2 separate regions of the Homo sapiens genome follow, and region 1 is linked to region 2. A link is a contact called in ENCODE Hi-C data. All regions are on one chromosome and are shown on one strand. Each heading gives the region's core, a stretch centred on a gene start or an enhancer-like site at or near the end of the contact. The rest is flanking DNA. Distances are from core to core; before and after follow the strand shown.

Region 1 (5,119 bases), core at 680-3,179, 8.8 Mb after region 2:
ACTGAATAACATTGCAAAAACCTTTGAAAGCAAGATGACACCTAAGACCAATGGCTTACATATAAGGCAAACATTATCAACCGTGAATTGAATAGTAAATGCTACTCCTGTACCAATGAATGGTGTCATGCATTCAAGTACCAGGTATGGCTTTTTCTGCTATGACACACAACTTCTTAGGGGCAGATAATCACATAACAAAAAACATATTATGTAATTAGCATTTTCTTATTAAAAAATAAATTTTAGGCTGGGCATGTCGGCTGAAGTCTGTAATCCCAACACTTTGGGAGGCCGAGGTAGATGAATCTCTTGAGCCCAGGAGTTGGAGACCAGTCTGGGCAACGAAGCAAGACCCTGTCTTTACAAAAAATAAAACATTTTTAAAAATCACAAATAGGCCAGGTGCGGTGGCTTACGCCTGTAATCCTAGCACTCTGGGAAGTCGAGGGGGGTGGATCACCTGAAGTCAGAAGTTTGAGACCAGCCTGACCAACATGGTGAAACCCCGTCTCTACTAAGAAATACAAAAATTAGCTGGCATGTTGGCTGGTGCCTGTAATCCCAGCTACTCGGGAGGCTGAGGCAGAAGAATCGCTTGAACCCGGGAGGCAGAGGCTGCAGTGAGCCGAGACTGCACCGCTGAACTCCAGCCTGGGCTACAGAGTGAGACTCTGGCTCAAAAAAATAATAATAATAAATAAATAATAAATTTTATAAGGAAAAATATCCCTAGTATATTTTTCCCCACCAAGGTCTACCTATTAATATCTCATATAACTCTGTGCTTGAAACACAATTTGGGATATATTGCCTTAAAATTTACTTTGACTAGCAATTCAGTGTTCCTTTTTTAAAAAAATCTGTACTCTGGAGTAACAGTGTTCTAAAACTGTTGAAGAACATTGGTTCGAGAAAAACATTTAGAAACACAAACCCCTGGAATGTGAGATGAAAATCCGAGCTAAAGGGAGAAAAAGGACGAAAGAAAGAAAACACAGAAAAGAAAGAAATACAGTCAAGTGAAACTACGACCACAAAGAGGAACAGATCCATCTCATTTACCATTGGGGTATGGACGGACGTGCGGTGTTCGAGAAGACTGTTATTGGTCAGAGTTTTGCTCTAGAGGACAAGTAGGACTGTAACATCTCTAGGATGGGTCACTTCCCAAGCCCTCTATTACTTAAAAATTCAAGGAGGAACCGATGCTGGAGTACTTGTATCTCAGACTTCTAATCACTGCTCCTACGCTTTTCCAATATTACAACAAAAGACCAGTAGGGGGAGAAAAACGCACAGTACCGAACCCTTATCAGTAGTAATCTCAAAAGTCAACAGATTGATTTACTCTCAAGCAAACAGACTTCTAAGGTACGCAGCACCAAGACACTACCTTGAATCAAATCTATAGCCTATATGACATTTCTGAAGTCTCTGTTGGCATTACGCGAAAAATCCCCCACGTCTTCTGAATAGTTAGAATTGAATCCTACAAGCTGCTTCGAATCAGAATTCGATTTAAAAAAAAAAATGAGGGCATAGCAAAAGGTCTCCACGAAGTGAGTCAAAGGACTGCAGAGGGCTGTGACAGTGCATTCCGCCTTCGGGATGGTATACAACTTAAACCATGTCGGCAGAAGAACGCACAGCAACGCTTTGTAAAAAGCATTCTTTCTATTATAGAATCCATAACCACGCTGGTTAGCCACTGACAGCGGCGGTTAGCCACCGCACCTCCTCTCACCCCCGAACTAATCTCGTTTCCTCTATGGGTGTAAAAGTGAAATAACCCACTTGCTCCCAATATTCCTTTCTATATCTCTACCCCAGCTCGCCTGCTGCTCGTAGAAACAAATATACTACACGTACGCTGTCCTAGGATGACACAACACCCTCACTACTGCAGAAGACGGATCATTAAACAAACGTCAGAAGAGCAGCCCCAACTGTACATAAACTTCGGGCGGAAAAGCAAGACGCAGGCGCAGTAGCACATATTGTTACCCTATTTGCCCACTCCCTGCTCCTCCTCGCCTCAATTTCGCTTCCGCTTCTTTGCGCATCTGCTTCCGGGGGATTGTAGGCTCTGCCCCTCCTCAGCTCTTACCCTCTTCTGCCGGAGGAGGGGGGGGGCCGAGGGGGTGGGGAAGAGTTCGTTGTTTGTTTACACGATGTGAGCGGAAAAAGAGACCAATAAAGTTTATTCTGGAAACAAAAGGAAAAAAAAACAGGGGCGACGGAGAAAGGAGTCGGGGGCGGGGGCGTGTGGCGGGGGCTAGCGAGGAGAGGGAGCGAGAAGTAGAAAGCGGCAGTTCCGGTGCCGCCGCTGCGGCCGCTGAGGTGTCGGGCTGCTGCTGCCGCGGCCGCTGGGACTGGGGCTGGGGCCGCCGGCGAGGCAGGGCTCGGGCCCGGCCGGGCAGCTCCGGAGCGGCGGGGGAGAGGGGCCGGGAGGCGGGGGCCGTGCCGCCCGCTCTCCTCTCCCTCGGCGCCGCCGCCGCCGCCCGCGGGGCTGGGACCCGATGCGGTTAGAGCCGCGGAGCCTGGAAGAGCCCCGAGCGTGAGTAGAGCGCGGACTGGCCGGTAGCGGGTGCGGTGGGAATGGGGACCGGGTGGGTGCCGGAGACTCCCGGGCGCGCCCGCCGTGTTGGGCGGAGGCTACGGGCTGGTCGTCTCCCAGCGTCGGCCCGCGGCGGAGTTCGCCTGCGATCGCCGCACCCTCTCCCTCGCCTGCCTCTGGCCTCTCCTAGCTGCAGAGGCGAGGGCTCGCCGCTCCCTCTCCTTTCTCTCTGGCTGCCGCCTCGCTCTTCCTTTGCTTCTACTCCCAGTTTTGGGGACGGGGCGGCTGGAGGTTGAGGAAGTGCGCCCAGGGCCGCCGCCCCGGCCGCGGTGGCTCTGTCTCCCGCGCCCTGCACGCCCACCCAGCCCGCGGGTGGAGGGGCTGCCGCGAGGACTGCGGCTCAAGGGACGCGGGCGCGAAACCGCGAGCTTTTCTTGAGGGGCTGTCACGCCCGAGGACTCCGGCCCCGCCAGCCTGGCGGCCCTGCGTTTGCCTCTTACTGGGTTTAAATCGCCCGGCAGGGGTATGGAAGGAACACCGCTCCCCTCACCCCCGCCAGCTCCCCTCCCACCCTTCCTTTCGAGGTTGTTTTTTCCTTTTAGCTGAGACAAACGCTTAGATCTTTCATTCATAGACCTGAGACACTGACTCATGTGACTTGTCTCTTTACTAAGTGTATTATGTGATGCCTGTTCCATGGCTCTTAAGTGGCTCGGAAAGGTAGGGTAGGGCCCGGGATTGGGCTATGTAAACACCAGACGTTCAGCCGGCGTGTTTTTGACCTCGGCTCGAGGGGTTTATTTTAGGATGCTAAAGGAATAGTGATGGTGGCCAACCGTGTTACCAGACTTGGGAATCGAAAGCTATTTTTTTATGTCAATAATTGAGACTGTTTACATGGTTAAATAAAGGGTAGGGTAAAGGGAGCGCAACAAGAGGGTCTTTCTAGAAAACAGTCTGCATATTCTTTAATGAATTAGAGTTGTGATTTCATCTTGGTGAAGCTTCCTCATTCCAGCACTGCGCCTTTGTGCACATGCAGGACCTGGGTTTTCGGAACGATGTTTTGAATCATAGTTTGTGTGGCCGGGGAGAACCCCTTAGAATACTTGGGTAGGTAAATTCCAGGTTATCTCAGGGGATTATTTCTACTGCGACTTTTGAACCACTGAGGGCAATATTGGTCATATGTTATCCTGCTTAGAAATTGAATTTTTCTGAGTATTTGCTTACATTGCACCGTACAAAATTTGTTTATGTGCTGGATTGCGTGTTTTAAGAAAACTTCTGGAAAATACTCAAAATACCGTGTTGCTAAGTTAGTTTGGATAAATCAAAACACTTTGCTTTCAAAGCAACTACAGTCTTAACAATTTAACGTGTCTTTGTATTCAGGTTTTAAGTTTTTGGTGTTTTTTTTTTTTCCTTTTAACTGAAGCACTGAGGTCCGATTGACAGCATAGATCTCCATCTAAACATCACATGTTCTGGAAATTTTTAATTATCAGATTAACTGTTCTGCAGTGTCATCAGCCAAAATTATCTGAAGAGGACTGTGTGTGTTTACGTGTGTGTGTGTGTGTGTGTGTGTGTGTGTGTTGGTATTTTGCTTAAGTTTTTTCATCTCACATTTTGGGACAAAATAAAACTTCATAGCTTTTTTCAAAAGTTTCTTGTGCTTTTTCAAACTAGAGTACTTTCCTATTAAAATCACAAAATAGTTTATTTAAAAATGATAGCATATCGTAATAATAGCATCATGGGGGAAATAACAAGAAAGTAAAGGAATATTAATATTGCATGATTGTGCGTATAAAGTTTTAAAGACATTCCTGTCAGTTTTAAATAATTAAAAATGAAACACCTGTAAATATAGAAGAGTGTTTTTATTTAAGGTTAAAAAAATTTAACTAAATTGGTTATAGCATTAAAGAGATGTTACTAAATACAAATATTGTACTTAAACTGAAAAATGGCTTCATGGAAGTGTAAATTGTCATGGGCCTTGATATATTTAAAAGGGAGACTAAAAGTGCAGTGGTTTTGCTTGCTCTGTGCGTGGAACAGCCTTTCTGGTGGCAGAGCTTCCTTCCTGTCAGGATAAGGTCCTCTCCATCCCAAATCAGTATCCCCTTAAAAAACCAAAGAAAAAACCCAAACTTATAAATAATGCACAACATAAAGTAGACTGTAATAACTTTTTCTCTAAACCAGTTTACTTTGTGTGCCGCTTCTTATAAGTACCCTTTACTGAATAAAGAGTTTTAAACAGTTACGATTACCATTTAAAGGGCACTTGCTCTGTTGATCTGTTTATTTGAAGAGAGGTAACTTAATCCCATTTGATCTCTTGAGCAGCTACAGTAGCATTAAAAGGATCAGTTCTCTATTTTGTTATTTTATATCTTGAATTCCAAGATAGGGGTGATTCTTTAAATGAAGTGTTTCTTAAGCATTATAAAATATTTCATCTCCAGTGAAAGTATTTACAATCTTAAAAATTATTCAGCTTTAGAAGTATATGTCTTAGAATATCATGGTTTACATTTTATTAGCACA
Region 2 (5,497 bases), core at 1,248-3,747:
TGGAATAAAGAACCATTATCATTTGTGTTCAATGTCGTATGATACATACAATCAATTTTACTGATAACTTCTGAAAATCCTTAAGTAGGCCTGCAAAAATGTGCCTTCCTGTGAGCCTCCCCATCTGCCTCAGATCTATGTATAAATGGACCCCGTTCAGTTTCACTTGCTTTCAAACGCGTACCTTTGAGGTTTGGGAATTCAAGGACAAAATGATTTTAATTTGATGCATTTTGTACTTTGACCAATAAGGGAAAAATAAATGCCCTCAAATTTGATTGGTTCTAGTCATATTTGCCGGTCACTATTTGTCAAACCATTGCACTTAAAATCACAGGCATGAAAGATCTCTCAAAAACAGATTTCTGAGGAATGCAAATCAACAGAACGGGGAGGCGGATTAATGTGTTTGATTTCTCAAAAGTCTATTTACTGTCCAATTTATCTTCGTCCTTGGACATGCTAGCAAGTAATTATTCTTATGGCTGGTAAAATGACTGCTAAACATTTATTAATAATTGCAGTTTTGGAATTACTTTTTTATTAACCAGTCATGTTGGTTTCTAAAAATTGTTACTTCTGGCTAGACACAGGAGCCAGGTGCTGAGAGTTGACCTGGTGCCAAGTTTCAGGACTGTCCAGTCTTCACATCAGATCTTCAGCTAGGCCTTCTGAATATTCTCACAGTTAGAAAATCTATCCCCCTAGACTCGCAGATGCTGTTTTTCCCCCACTGGCTCTGCACAGAACATCATTATCTTTGCCACGCTTCTGTCTCTATGGCAATAACAGATGGAAAGTGCTGTGGAATTATTCATGTTCAGGAAAGGAGGCAGTCAAGAAGGAAGAAAAGGTGGGGGGGCGGGGTGGAGAGGGGGCACGACCTGGGAGCTCGGCGGTGGAGGCCTAAGGAAGGGAACTTGGGTGGGGGTGCGGGGAGTGGTGGGGATTGAGAGGCTTGTGAGCCTTTCGGAGGCCTGTTGTGAGGAAAAAAAAAATAAAAAGTACGAGCACAAGAGTATTTCCAGCCGGCCGACTGCAAATGTGGGCCCCCACAGGAACAACCCGAAGCAGTAAAACTAGAAGAAATTGGACGAAAATGGGGGGGAAAAAAGGGACAAAGCTCGAGTCTCCTGAATTTTGTGCACTGCTACTCGGTGGACTATTTCAGTTCCTGATCTTGTGGTGGGGTGGAGAAAAGGGGATTTCTTGGTGTTTCGAAATGTGACGGAGCAGCTCTGCAGAGTTCAATATGCTAATCGGCTACCCTGGGAACCAGGAAGACCACCCTACACGCCTCAGAGGGTCACAGCCGGAAAGCTCTTGAGTCCTATCTTCCCTACCTCGTCTCGTCCCTCTCCAAAAAAACACACACACAAAAAAACACCCTCAGTAAACACTGTAAAAACCTTTAATTTATAGCTCCCTTCTGGAACCGAGAGAGCAGCCTGGTGGGGTGGAGGCAGGAGGCTGGGGAGTAGGGACAGAAATGTTTGCTCTCGGTTTTGCCGGAACTTTGGCCACCCCTCCCGCCCGGCCCGATGGCGGATGGAGGTCAGCCAGGGGAAGGCGTCTGGGTGGAGGCCGCCCGGGCGAGGCCGGGGCCGCCGGGGCGGGGCGGAGCGCCGGCAGCTGGCTGGGCGGCCCTCGGGCAGGAGGCCCCGCGGGGGCGAGGGGCAGCCCAGGAGGGAGGTCCCGCGGGGGCGGGGAGCAGAGCCGGCCCCGGGGGCCCTGCAGGGCGGCCGCCGCCCGGCTGCCTCCGGGGCGGGGCGGCCCAGCTGCGGCCCCGCAGGGGGAGGGTCGCCCGTGCCTGACCTCGGGCGGCGGCACTCTGCCGGGCGGGCACTGCCTCCGCCCTGCCGGCTGCTGGGGTCGCGCACAGTGCACCGCGCGGCTGCCCTGCCCCCTCTTCCCCGCTGCGCGGCGTCCGAGCGGCCAGGGCGCCCCCGCGTCTGGCCCATCACCACAGAGCGGCGGGTGGGGCGGGGGCGGGGCGGTGGCCCCAGACAGCCGGCTGGGCGACTAGAGGAAGGAAGGAGGGAGGGCGGCGGTGAGGGTGGGGTGGGGAGGGAACATCCTGTCTGCGCCGGGTGCACCGCAGACAGCGCCGCGCGCCAGCTTCCCAGACGGCGCGCGGGGCCAGAAGCGCCGGGCGCGCGCCTGGGGGGAGGGGCACGCGCGCGAGACGACGGGGCCAGGGGGGCGCTCTGAGGAGCCACAATAGGCCAGACGGCACGCGCGTCCACGAGGGGGCCGGGAGCCGCGAAGTGGCGGCGGCGGCGACGACGCCGGCGGGCCCGCGCGCGCGGCGCCGCCGCTGGCTCCGTTCCCTTCCCCTCCCCCTCCCCGCCGCCCTCGCTCTCCCCCGGGCGGCCGGAGACGGCGGCGGCGTCTGCGGGAAGCTGTGTGTCTCCGCAGTGACGTGGGCGGGCCGAGGACTCGGTGACGTCAGAGGGCTGTGTGTAGCGATGTGTGTGGGGTTCGGAGCCGCGCCGGCACAGCCGAAGGGAGCGGGCGAGCGGCGACGGCGGCGGCGGCGGGCACAGGTGCGGCTCCGGCTTACGGCGGCGACGCGGCGGAGGCGGCGGGAGGCCAGAGGCGCTCACCCTCCTAGGAGCCCGACGGCGGCGACAGGGGCGGTGGGGAATTCACAAAGCTCGTCGAGCTTACCCGGGCACCGAGGCCCGAGTAGGGGGTTTGGATGCGCGGGTCCCGGGTGGGGTCGGGGCCAGAGGGGGTCGCTAGGCGGGTGTTCCACGGCTGATCACGCTTCGTTGGCCCCAGGCGGTGGGCGCCGGCAGGGCAGGGCGCTGTAGTTGACGGGAGCCGCGGGGACCCCGGAGACCCGGACGCCCGTCACCGCCCCCCTCCCCCAGTCCAGCAGCGCTCCGCGGGGATGCCCTGGTCTCGACCCGGTCCGTCAGCCCCCGGCGGCGCAGGGATCCGCGCCCGGCGCCTAAACTGCCCTGGTGTCCTCTTCGTTCTGGCCCGGGGCTGGCGCGGGGAGGTGCAGCATTAGGGGCGCTGAGGTGACACCCGAGAACTTCCCAGGGAGAGGGTGCGCGGGGGGGTGGATTTCCACAGTCCTTCCCGCGGCCCCCGCGGGGGGGCGGTGTTGGGAGGGCACTTGGGGTTATCCCAGGCTCGCCGGTGGGGGTGGGGGGACTCCTCCCTTTACTTCCCTCCACCCCCTTGCACACCCACCCCCAGGCTTCCCGTGTCCCTTGTTCTCCCTCTCTCCGGGTTAGAGATAGGTGGGTGGCTTTGAGTGGGCGGAGGACTTCAGGGTTTTAGGGGCTCCCCCATTCTAGGTCATGCCTCTTGCTCTCTTCCTTGGCCTGTGTTGAGTAAGGTGTGTTCCTGTGGTGGACGAAAGTCTGTACGATGGTTGGTGGCATTGGTCCTTAATCCTTTGGGTCTGTTTTAAGGTAAAGTGCTGAGAGTTTGGGAAGCAAAAATTTCTATTTATTGGATTTCTTTTGGCTTTTCTCTCAAGAAGGAAGTGGAAAAAGAGTCTTTTCTTTTTCCCTCTTCCTCCATTTGCATTCTTTGTGAGGTTTGTCTGCCTTGTGCTTTTTGTCCCGGATTAGTCTTGTTGAAGGATGGAGATTCCCAGGCGTGGAGTCTATAGCTTTTGGCTTCCATTAAGTAAAATCGCTAACCTTTTTTTAAGAGAAAGTTAATTTTTGCCTGCAGTCATTCCAGAAAAATAGTGTACACGGACTAGCTGAATTAATCCACTTAAAATTGTAACTTAGTTACATATGGTAGATATGTTAACTCCTATCTGATTTTTTTGGATGAAACTGTTGTTTTGTTTTTAAATAGGAGATGAAGTAATGGATTTTTTTCCCTCCCTTAAAATGGCATAGCTGAGAAAGCCCCGGTACTACTAATTGAGATGATCTGCTTAAGAGTCTTCATATTCTGAACTCGAAAGGCCTTTTATGTTATATTATTGCTCGCTTTACGCAACTCCAAATTGCTTTCCTATTTAAATGAATGTTCTTCTAGTAAACTGGTGTTAGATTTAAAGAAATCACTCAAGCTTCACCTTGGTAAACTGAACTCAGTTTAAGATTAAGAAACTGATTTCGGCCGGGTGCGGTGGCTCACGCCTGTAATTCCAGCACTTTGGGAGGCCCGGGCGGGCGGATCACCTGAGGTCAGGAGTTCAAGACCAGCCTGACTAATATGGTGAAACCCCGTTTCTACTAAAAATACAAAAAAATTAGCCGGGTGTCGTGGCTTGTGCCTGTAGTCCCAGCTACTCCGGAGTCTGAGACAGGAAAATTGCTTGAACCCGGGAGGCGGAGGTTGCAGTATGCCGAGATCGCTGCACTTCAGCCTGGGCGACAGAGCGAGACTCCGTAAAAAAAAGAAAAAAAAAAAAATAAAAGAAACTGGTTTCAAATTGGCCCTTTGGCCTCTGGAGCAAATTCAAATGTAACTCTTCCCCAACCCCCCTTCTCTTCTTCCAGATTAATTAAAAGAAGAATGAACTATAATCCTTGAAGATAACTGGGCAATTTTTTAAGTCGGAGGCTGTTCTTACTGGTGTGAGGATTTACACACGTCTTCAGTTTTTCAGCACAGACCAGCAGACCATCATTTTTAGAGGAAATACTCCCTCTGCCCTCCTTTTTGGTTTCCTTGGTGGTAAAGATTAAATTTGGTTGCATCATTTTGACTTGTGTTTGAGTCTAGATTTTATGGCACAAGGAATGGCATAAACTTTTCATGTGTTTTGGTTAAAACAAACCAGACCATTGCATTGACCCTGGACATCTTTAATTGAGAAATTGGTAACTTTATTTTAATATGTATATCTGAAGAATTCAAGAAAACAAAGGCATCCTCAGAGGTGTGCCTCTTTTCTTTATTATTAGAGGCAAAACGAACAATTTTATAGGATTTGTAGTGAAATTATACCAGATTATAAGGAGAACCAAAACTAAGTCGCAAAATTTATTAATTTAAGGGGCTCTCGCTTTGAAAGTTTGAGAGTAAGTTACGATAGGCATTTGTATCCATTCATTACTTTCCTCTTTTCAAATAAGCAACTAAATAGAAATGCTAATCTCAGACTTAATTATTTAACAGAAGAGTGTACCATGGAAAACCTCCAGACAAATTTCTCCTTGGTTCAGGGCTCAACTAAAAAACTGAATGGGATGGGAGATGATGGCAGCCCCCCAGCGAAAAAAATGATAACGGACATTCATGCAAATGGAAAAACGATAAACAAGGTGCCAACAGTTAAGAAGGAACACTTGGATGACTATGGAGAAGCACCAGTGGAAACTGATGGAGAGCATGTTAAGCGAACCTGTACTTCTGTTCCTGAAACTTTGCATTTAAATCCCAGTTTGAAACACACATTGGCACAATTCCATTTAAGTAGTCAGAGCTCGCTGGGTGGACCAGCAGCATTTTCTGCTCGGCATTCCCAAGAAAGCATGTCGCCTACTGTATTTCTGCCTCTTCCATCACCTCA

What was found. Hi-C counts contacts between places; a loop is a spot of excess contacts on that map. Pooled maps may share reads with other maps.
Region 1: a loop to region 2 is called in a map of CD8-positive, alpha-beta T cell, with 6 times the contacts of the local background. The contact joins the promoter of PIK3CA-DT here to the promoter of SKIL in region 2. A Hi-C loop is called at or near these places in 2 of 168 maps with a recorded cell type or tissue (CD8-positive, alpha-beta T cell and naive thymus-derived CD4-positive, alpha-beta T cell) and 4 of 50 pooled maps.

What each region holds. Positions count from the first base shown.
Region 1 is chr3:179,146,044-179,151,162 of GRCh38, forward strand. It overlaps PIK3CA-DT (PIK3CA divergent transcript), which reads right to left and starts at 1,930. Exons shown (of 3, transcript NR_125401.1): 1 at 1,873-1,930. PIK3CA (phosphatidylinositol-4,5-bisphosphate 3-kinase catalytic subunit alpha) reads left to right here and starts at 2,314. Exons shown (of 21, transcript NM_006218.4): 1 at 2,314-2,560. RefSeq lists enhancers at 1,029-1,138, 1,749-1,868, 2,678-3,177, 3,739-3,788 and silencers at 2,359-2,828, 2,889-2,938.
Region 2 is chr3:170,355,218-170,360,714 of GRCh38, forward strand. It overlaps SKIL (SKI like proto-oncogene), which reads left to right and starts at 2,498. Exons shown (of 7, transcript NM_005414.5): 1 at 2,498-2,546; 2 at 4,482-5,497. The coding sequence starts at 5,115. RefSeq lists an enhancer at 1,071-1,170 and silencers at 1,451-2,350, 2,511-2,740, 2,791-2,920, 3,011-3,080.